Linked DNA regions of Homo sapiens: region 1 is linked to region 2. The links are chromatin contacts, found by Hi-C in ENCODE. All regions are on one chromosome and are shown on one strand. The core of a region is the stretch at or near the end of the contact, and the rest is flanking DNA. Distances in the headings are between cores, read along the strand shown.

Region 1 (4,838 bases), core at 1,122-3,621, 890 kb after region 2:
CCCAATTCTTCATCCTGCCTTCCTTCCAAAGCCACTGGCTAAGGTGAGGTGTAGTGGTGGACACAGACCTGTATAGGAAAGGAGTGGACTGTGGGCCTGGCCCTTATCTTACTGGATGGAAATGTGGGAGAGCAGAGGCTTGTTCACTTTGTCTTTAGCATCTAGAATCTGTCTGGACCATCGTAGGTACTCAATCAATAGCTATGTGGCAAATGAGTATGCCAGTGGGGTAACCCTGGGCAAGTCCCTTCACCACACTGGGTTGGTCCCAATGTCCTGTGAGATAACAGGGCTAGGTGAACTAATTCCTCAGTTCCTGGCTAGTGCTCCAGGCTGAGATTCTCTGTCTGGTGAACTTGATTTCATCACGTGGCAGATGTTACCCAGGGTAGATCCCTCCCGGGGTCTTGCTAACCTGACAAATGAAAGCGAAAGCTTGCCTTCCAACCCACTTAGAACAGTGCCGGAACCTTATGATGAGCTCATTGATGAAATTTAACCCCAATGCACTTTCACTGTTGGAATAGAACTTCTGCAGAATTGCCACGACCTGTGAAAAACATCAAAAGAGCACATTTAAAATGCTGCCATCTATTTGAATTACGAATACTACTCTACACGGAAACTAGACATTTTTATGCATCCTTCCACCTTTAAAATGAATTTATAGGCGCAGGAGAAAGTAATTTTTGTCACGGTCATCATTAGAACACAGAGAAAAAAGATGTTTAAATATAGGCAATACACACACACACATAAAACCCTTCATAAAAATGAAACTTCAAAGGAGACTGACATTAGAAAAATACATTCTTAATCTTAAGGTTCCAAATTTTAGAGCATGTCCCCTTGCTTAATAACTAAATCATTACCTTTCAGAACATGTCATTTTTATAAAATTTTAATACCATCAGAGTATCTTAAAATCAATATTGTCAAATGTGATTTTTTTTCATCAGTATTCAGCTGGTGTAAAGCCCACATAAAAAAATAGGATCAGCTTTTCTACAGCAGAGTCTTTGCTCACTAAATATTTTTCTACAAAACCAAGCTGTAAATCAACCTGTATTTTAAAAACACTAACCTATGGCTTAAAGAGTTTCATATATAAAAGGATTACTCCACAATTGCCGTCACTGAAACATATAACAAAAAAAGCTATCCTACAAATTGATAAAACTATAATATAGTTCCTAATTTCAAATTTTAAAAGCTAGTTTCATAGGTTAGCTGACAAAGTAAGCCCAGAAAAATTAAAAGAGTTAAAATGGAAGATACATCAACATTCCTATTTGTAAAAATCACAGAGCAAATGCCCTGATTCCTTACTAGTTTGAAGGAGATCCACCGAACTTCAGAAACTTGATCTGCACACAACTTTAAGGCAATGTGCATTAGGTAATCATAAACATCATTGGGACTATAGAGTTCCAGAATCAGTATCAGCTGTCTGAAATTAAAAGGAAAACAACAACAACAAAAACAACAACAAAAAAAACATTATTTTTGGGCAAAAAAACAAAATTATTGATTTCTTTTTACTGTTATTTCATCTTACAGATAAAAATAGCCAGGCTGGGAAATGAACAGCAAAAGACCCAGCAAGATTTCGGTCTTCAGTAAAATGCCAACAGCAGAAAGCTGAGCAAAATGACCATGCAAAAAAAATGTGAACAAAATTTTAATTCTTCATCTCACACACATACAAATCAAACAAAAAGGAAATAAACTCTGTAAAATAGAGGCTGAGAAATTTATGAATACAGATTTAATATTTCAATTTTAGGTTATCAGTTGAAAAGCACATAAAACTTTAAAAATCAGATAACATAAAAATAGCCAGAATGTTGAAGTTCACAAAGGTCAACAGATCAAGCGAACACTCTGAGATTGCACGACCGCCCCGGCGTTTCTCCGACTGCAAACCGAACCGGATGCTCCTGCTCGCGGCTCTTGGCAGCACGAGGTGGTTTCACTGCAGCGAGGTCCGCTTGGAGAGAACTGGGAGCGCGTGCTCCTTACTCCGAAAGACAAAAGCATGCAGGAGACGGCTGGCTGCGAAAACCCACTACCAAAGCTTTCACTACTTTCTAAATGGGGATGGGGAGAAGGGCATGAAAATAAATGACATTGCTTTCACCCAGGCAACGAAAGGAAATGAAAAAGAGATGGGGAGGAAGTTAGAACCAGAAGCCCGGAGTGCTGGTGAATACTTTCATATCAAAAAGCACCGTTTTCAAAAACATGATACCAATATCATGGGCACCGGAGCACAGAATTCATATCAGTCGCTGTGGCTTCAATAAGCCGGGAGATGGGAGATAGGGCGCGTAGGGGGCTAGATAACGTGGTCGGGCACTGGGGCCGCGCAACCACCCGGGGAAGCCCCGCCGGGCACCGAGCGCGCCTACTTCCCGTGCGCCGCCGCTAGAGGTCGCACTGCTTTCATGGAAAACGTGGGCCTGTTTTTCTCGACTCAGAACAGGATGCTGGGAACATGGTAAAATGACTGAAACCTCAATCTCTCAAATTAAGCAGAATGATTAAAGACCACAGCAAAGAGAAAGGCTTTCGGTTTGCCCCTGGCATCAGCCAAATCATATCCTGAATAGCTGCAAAAGCCTGATGAATTTATTCAGGGAAGACAATTATTTGAGAGATTTCTAGTTGTGGATGAGAAAAATGAAAACTAAAGACACCGAAATGAAAACAAGGTAAAAACTAAAACCCAAACAACAACTGCCACAAACAAATTCCCTCCACACCGTGAAAGGCACATTATATACCTTAGGAAGGGGAGTTATTTAAACTGATGCTTCCACCCTTTCATCATCACTAAAGCCTGGAACATTCCTTTTGCCAGCTCAAGACAGAATTAAATAACTCCTTCAGGCACAAAATGATGTGCAGATAGGAGCCACCTTGGGGAACCTTTTTGTTTCATAATCATCTCATCTGGGTTAGACCCCTTCCTGTCTCCCACAGTAGCTAAAGGGCATTAAGCATGCTGTACCCTACGGAGAGGACCACACTCAGAATGTTCAGGAAAGCTCTGGTAAAAACTGCTCCGATTAATAGGAAAACACTGAAGAGTGGGTGATTCATCTTTTATTTGGTTCAAATAAATTGCCTTCTAGAACAGCAGAACACTCTAATTCGAAAGTGACTCAAGCCCTGTCTTCATCTGAAAATGAATGTCTCCCCGGAGACTGTGGTATTTGTAACTCAGGGTTTTTGGAATTCTGTTTATACCTTAATAAAAACATAATCTCTTTATCTAAAAGAACACTATTGCTGCTGCTTTAGAAATCAATTATATGGTAAGAAAATTAAGATTTATTCCATCTAGTTTGCTTTCTCATATCCCCAAATATGTTTTTACTTACTCTGCTAGTTCATATCGAAACCTCCAATTCCTGCTGTTATCAGTCACTACAAATTCTTGAAGCTGATAAAGATAGTCTCTCCTCTTGTCTTCATGAAGCAACTATTTTTTAAAAATGTATATATAAACAAACATGTATAATCCTTCAAAATGACCCCAAATGCCCCCTTTTATTCCACTTCCAATTATACATTTGTCACTGGCAAGAACTTTTGCATTTCCCCTACACCTCGTCATCTATCACGCAGCGTGGCTGCGAATGAACACTGCTGTACACTGACATCAAATGCATCCCTGAACACCTCCAACCTTTTCCCCTGGCTAGGACATGTGCTTATTATGTATTTCTGAATGCCCCTGAGGTCTTCCTGCTTTAGTAATTTCCTATCTAAAAACAAAAAAACAGACAAACAAAAACCCAGTCTGTGTGTGTTTGGAAGACAGTGTGCCACTGCCGCTTCCCAGGGAGCGAGGCTGCTCGGCACCAGGAGAGGAGAGACTCAGCTGGAGCAGCGCACACCAGAGTCCGTGAAGGGCAGCTCTTGGTCATGTGGATGAGAGTAATTAGTTTCTCTAGGTCATTTTTAAACTCTTATTTTTTATATTCATCGTTCGTTTGGGGGGGAGGGGGGGAAGCCAGAAGGGAAGCAGCAGCGACTTGCAGAAAAAGTGCTTCATGCAGAACAGAGGTTGGACTTCAGCCCAGGCTCTTCCCCTGGGTGACTTCTGGGCAAGTCAGGTCACTACCTGGGGGCCTTGATTTCTTCTTTTGCAAAGAGTGTGCTAGGCTTTGTGTCTACCATCTTCCACAGAATTAAAACTCTAATGGACAGGAAAATGAGGAGAAAAAAGTTTAAAATATTTACCCATCACTGAAAGAACATCCACTTTAAGATTATGGATGGTACATTTCAGCTAAAGAAAGCTAAAAACTGCATTGTTTTTTTCACTGACACCATAGACATCCAGGGCTTCACAAATTTGATTCGGAGAGAGGAGGCTTGTTTTTTGCTTTTAACCCTTCTTCCTACCTTTAGAAAATCATACAGGTGTCTAAGAACTCCTATTCGCACTTCATCCAGATCCTTTAAAAATCCATTGAAGATAGGCACCAGGTCAGCTGCTGTTAACTGATCCCCAAGAATCACAGCCAGCTCGTGAATGGAGAAGGCTAGGGCTCGCCGTACCTTCCACTAGGGGTGCATAGCAGACACACGAATCACGACAAGCAAGTGCAATTCAACCTCTTCCGTATCTTACATGGCATTTTTGGAGCAAAATGAATACTGCCAGGTGTTGGCCACTTAAAGCTTTATTTCATCAGAGACCAGTAAACATGCCAATTTGCATCCACATAAAATTCAGGCCAATAAGCCTTGCTGCAGCTTCCCTTTTCTCCCTAATGAATGACCCACCCTCTTTCTGCACGTGCCTCTGGAAAGGCTTTTACCTG
Region 2 (4,564 bases), core at 1,322-3,821:
TCCATGGGCTCCTGTGCTGCCCGAGCCTCCCCGACGCGAGTGCCACCCCCGCTCCACGGCGCCCAGTCCCACGGACCACCCAAGGGCTGAGGAGCGCGAGCGCACGGCCTGGGACTGGTGGGCAGCTCCACCTGCAGCCCCGGTGCGGGATCCACTGGGTGAAGCCAGCTGGGCTCCTGAGTCTGGTGGGGAGGTGGAGAACCTTTATGTCTAGCTCAGGGATTGTAAATACACCAATCGACACTCTGTATCTAGCTACTCTGATGCGGCCTTGGAGAATCTTTATGTCTAGCTCAGGGATTGTAAATACACCAATCAGCACTCTGTATCTAGCTCAAGGTTTGTAAACACACCAATCAGCACCCTGTGTCTAGCTCAGGGTTTGTAAATGCACCAATGGACACTCTGTATCTGGCTACTCTGGTGGGGCCTTGGAGAACCTTTGTGTCTAGCTGAGGGATTGTAAAGGCACCAATCAGCGACCTGTCAAAACAGACCACTGGGCTCTACCAATCAGCAGGATGTGGGTGGGGCCAGATAAGAGAATAAAAGCAGGCTGCCGGAGCTAGTAGTGGCAATCTGCTCGGGGCACCTTCCACGGTGTGGGAGGTTTGTTCTTTCGCTTTTTGGGACCACGTCGTCTTTATGAGCTGTAACACTCACCGCAAAGGTCTGCAGCTTTACTCCTGAAGCCAGCGAGACCACGAGCCCGCCGGGAGGAAGGAACAACTCCAGATGCGTCGCCTTAAGAGCTGTAACACTCACTGCCCGAAGGTCTGCAGCTTCGCTTCTGAGCCAGCGAGGCCATAAACCACCAGAAGGAAGAAACTCCAAACACATCTTAACATCAGAAGGAACAGACTCCGGATGCGCTGCTTTTAAGAACTGTAACACTCACCGCGAGGCTCCGCAGCTTCATTCTTGAAGTCAGTGAGACCAAGAACCCACCAATTCCGGACACAACATCACCTCTGTCAGCTTCATTTTCCATATCTATAAAATGGAGATAATCACAATACCTATCTTTTAGGGCTGGTCTGGAAACTACAGGAGATGGAGCATCTAAAGCGCTTAGCATAGGGTGATGCTCAAAAGAGCTATTATTACCATCATCGTCTAGACTAGAGGTTCTCAGTCTTGGCTGCATCTTAGAATCACCTGGGGAGCTTTTAAAAAATATTAATTTCCTCTTTTCTAGCCCAGGCGTACTAAATCAGAATCTCTAAGGGTGCAGTGTAAACATCACAGTTTTTAAAAAGCTGCCCAGGATTCCAAATGATCTACAGCCTTGGTACTTAACTCTGGTTCACGGCCCAGCAACCTCTGCTGGGAATTTGGTAGAAATGTGGATTTTTAGGCCCATCGTAGACCTACTGAATCTGCATTTTATAAAAAGATACCCCAGATCCTAAACCTCCTTAAGAAGGTCAAGGCACGCAGACCACACTGAGTAGTGAAGGAGAGAATCCAGGGTAGCTACATAACCTCACGAAATCCCTTCCTTGTGATCTGTCTTTTCCTTCACTTCCTTCTTCAGATGCTCCTAAAAGTAGGGGTTGGGAGGAAACAACCAACTGAAATATTTGGAGTGGGCGTGTGTGAGTAATAAGAATCCCTTAACATTTCTACAGACAGTTCTATTAGTAAGAGTAGTTCACGTATGATTTCACTTGACCCTAATTAGGAACAGCCCTGGCATCATTTTCCCCACCATGCAGCAGGAAACTGAGGCCCAAAGAGCCCCGAGGTGGGCTCAGGGTACCCCAGTGGGCAAACAGGGAGAGGCCAGGGCGGGAAACCCGCGGCCGACCTCGCCTTGTTCGGAGGCAGCGTTAGAGCAGCTTCTCGGAGGTTGGCCTTGGACGTGAATTGGAAGCAATCAGAATCTTTTAGATGTTTATACATGATAAATGCAATAATTAATTCACAAGAGAAAACAGCTAGCTACCTTGCACTAGCCCTAGTTGCGGATTGATTGACTGATTTGAGATGGAGTTTCGCTCTTGTTGTCCAGACTGGAGTGCAATGGCATGGTCTCGGCTCACTGCAACCTCCACCTCCTGGGTTCAAGCGATTCTCCTGCCTTAGCCTCCCAAGCAGCTGGGATTACAGGCACCCGCCACCATGCCCGGCTAATTTTTGTATTTTTAGTACTGACGGGGGGACGGGGGGGCGGGGGGGCGGGGGGACGGGGGGCGGGGGGGGCGGGGGGGGCGGGGGGACGGGGGCGGGGGGCGGGGGGGGGCGGCGCGGGGGGGCGGGGGGGGCGGGGGGCGGGGCGGTTCACGATGTTGGCCAGACTTGTCTTGAACTCCTGACCCCAGGTGATCAGCCCGCCTCGGCCTCCCAAAGTGCTGGGATTACAGGCGTGAGCCACCGCGCCTGGCCAGTTGCGGATTTATAAAAGCAGTCGCTTAGTAACTTGCAGCGGCTACATCAACTTTGGACCAATTCGCAAACTGCTGGTGTAAAGCGTTTTTGCGCATGTGCTGTCGCCTTGCGGGAAAAGGAGCCTTTTTCTTCGACGATTTCCGGGCGACGCAGGAAGTGGCTCCAGGGCGCACGCGCGTTGTTTCCGCGGTAGTCAGGGCAGTTTCTACCGCAGGCTTAAGGAGGCTTCGGGCTCCTGGGATTTCTGTCCGCGCTCCTGGCCCTCGTCCTTCGCGCCAGAGCAGGTTCGCAAACTCCTCAGACCCTTCTGCTCCCGGCCGCCGCTTTCCGCCGGGGCGAGACCCCCAGGTAGGCCCCGTGCCGCGCGCGTCCCGTCGTTAACCGCCGCCATGGCTCCCGCAGAGGCCGAGTTGCCTCCCGGGAGCGCGCTTCTGCGGGATGCTGGGGCGCGAGCGGGACTGTTGACTAAGCTTCGTTACTGGGCCCTGGAAGCGAGGTCAGAGCTGGAAATGGCCTTAGGGGTCACCTAGGGCCTAATCCATCGTTTCTCTTGTGGGGGAACTGAGCCTCTGGGAAGGGTCACATTGCGTTAATGCAGTGTGTGTCGCCTCTGTCCCTCCCCCTTACACGTCTGGCGTCTCGTCAGATACATGTCAGCTCCTGGGAGAAGCTTTCCCTGGCCGCTTTGCAGAAGGGCGTCCCCTTTTAGCCTCTTCCACGTCAACCTGCTCCATTTCTTTCGTAGCAGTTACCAGTCTCTGAAACTAAGTCTGTTTCTGTCTTAGCCCGCCAAGTATTTATTGTATACGTATATAGGTGCCACCGTACAGGCAGTACTTCTCCAGGCAAGTAGTATTAAACACCAGCCGCCCTGGGCCAGGCATTGTACTGTGGGACCCAGTATGCATTAAGGGAAGAATCCAGGCAAGTGGCTGCCCTCTTGGAGCCAGCATTCTGGGGGGGAAGAGATTTTGAGTGTAAACAAGAAATTCCAGGGGATGTGATGGAAGATTAGATATGTTAAAGTTGGCAAAGAAGCGTCTGAGGAGGTGACTTTAAAAAAGAATACGTGTGACAGCTTTATTGAAGTATAAAATAACATTAATTTCAACCATTGAAAGTGTATATTGTGAGTTTGGAAATTTTATGCAGTTGCGTAAACATGGCAAGTTCAAATTTGGGACATTTTCATCACCCCAAGAAGTTCGGAGGAGGCAACTTTTGAACTGGGATATGAAGATTCAAACGGAGGTAGCTGTGGGGAGGGAGAAGCAAATCATCCCAAGCTGAAGGAACAGCACTAGGTTTGCTCCAAGGCAGGGATGAGCTTGTTGTGTTCAGCGGAGAAAGGAAGCCAGCAGAGCTAGGAGGGCTGGGGTGCAGCAAGGCGGGAGAGAGCGGGAAGAGATTAGGTGGGTCCCACAGATGACTGTGCCTTCTGAACTTTGGAAGCTTCCCAGTGCTCAGCATAAGGTGTGGTCCACACTGACTAACACGAACGATTCTCACCTACCATGTTCTTTTTCCTAAGTTCATCCCTAATGGCAGAAATGTTCTCTCCCAACTTGAAGGTTGAGGTAGAGGAATAGAGTGAAAGTAATATTTATTAAGAACCTGTAGTGCTTTAGGCAGTGTGTGTGTGTGGCTTCATTTAGTTCTCATAACTCTGTGAAGTAGATATTAGTGTCTCTGTTTTACAGATGAGAAAATCAAGGTTAAGTGACCCGTCCAAAGCCGTGTAACCAGCACCTGGACTGATTGCAGAAGCCTTGTCATGCCTTTGTTCGTTCATACAGCCAACTGGTGTTTCAAGTACCTCTGCATTTGAGGGCAGAAGTGTGGCCGGCAAGGACCACATCCCCTCACGTTCACTAAAATGTACATGTGCTTGTAGCTGTTGCTCTGACCTTTTGTTCTGCACTTATTTTTCATGAAGCTGAGGAAACTCAAATGCCTTCCCCAAATTCCTTGCAGTTTCTCCGTTCTGTGTTGTCTTGTTAGCAAGGATGTCACTCAGCCATTTGGCTCCCTTTGGAGAGGTGACTGGTATGGAGGACTTTTCAGCGTAACAGGTAGTAGGATTGAAATGTGGTTTCAGTGTACGTAACTCCTCGGGGAGTTGGAAGGAAAAAAGAAGGGAAAAGTCGTTTATTGTACCCACTATGAACTAGAT

What was found. Hi-C counts contacts between places; a loop is a spot of excess contacts on that map. Pooled maps may share reads with other maps.
Region 1: a pooled map shows a loop between it and region 2 (5-fold over the local background). The contact joins the enhancer-like site here to the promoter of RAE1 in region 2. A Hi-C loop is called at or near these places in 6 of 50 pooled maps.

The regions. Positions count from the first base shown.
Region 1 is chr20:58,234,825-58,239,662 of GRCh38, forward strand. It overlaps the pseudogene PPP4R1L. Among named protein-coding and RNA genes, the nearest start is that of ANKRD60, 8.6 kb to the left of the region's middle. RefSeq lists a silencer at 2,301-2,350. Within about 2 kb of position 2,372, at least 11 of the 41 ENCODE cell types and tissues checked have a DNase peak (open chromatin) inside an H3K27ac peak, as active enhancers do.
Region 2 is chr20:57,348,684-57,353,247 of GRCh38, forward strand. RAE1 (ribonucleic acid export 1) reads left to right here and starts at 2,572. Exons shown (of 12, transcript NM_003610.4): 1 at 2,572-2,739. RefSeq lists enhancers at 2,203-2,771, 2,962-3,041.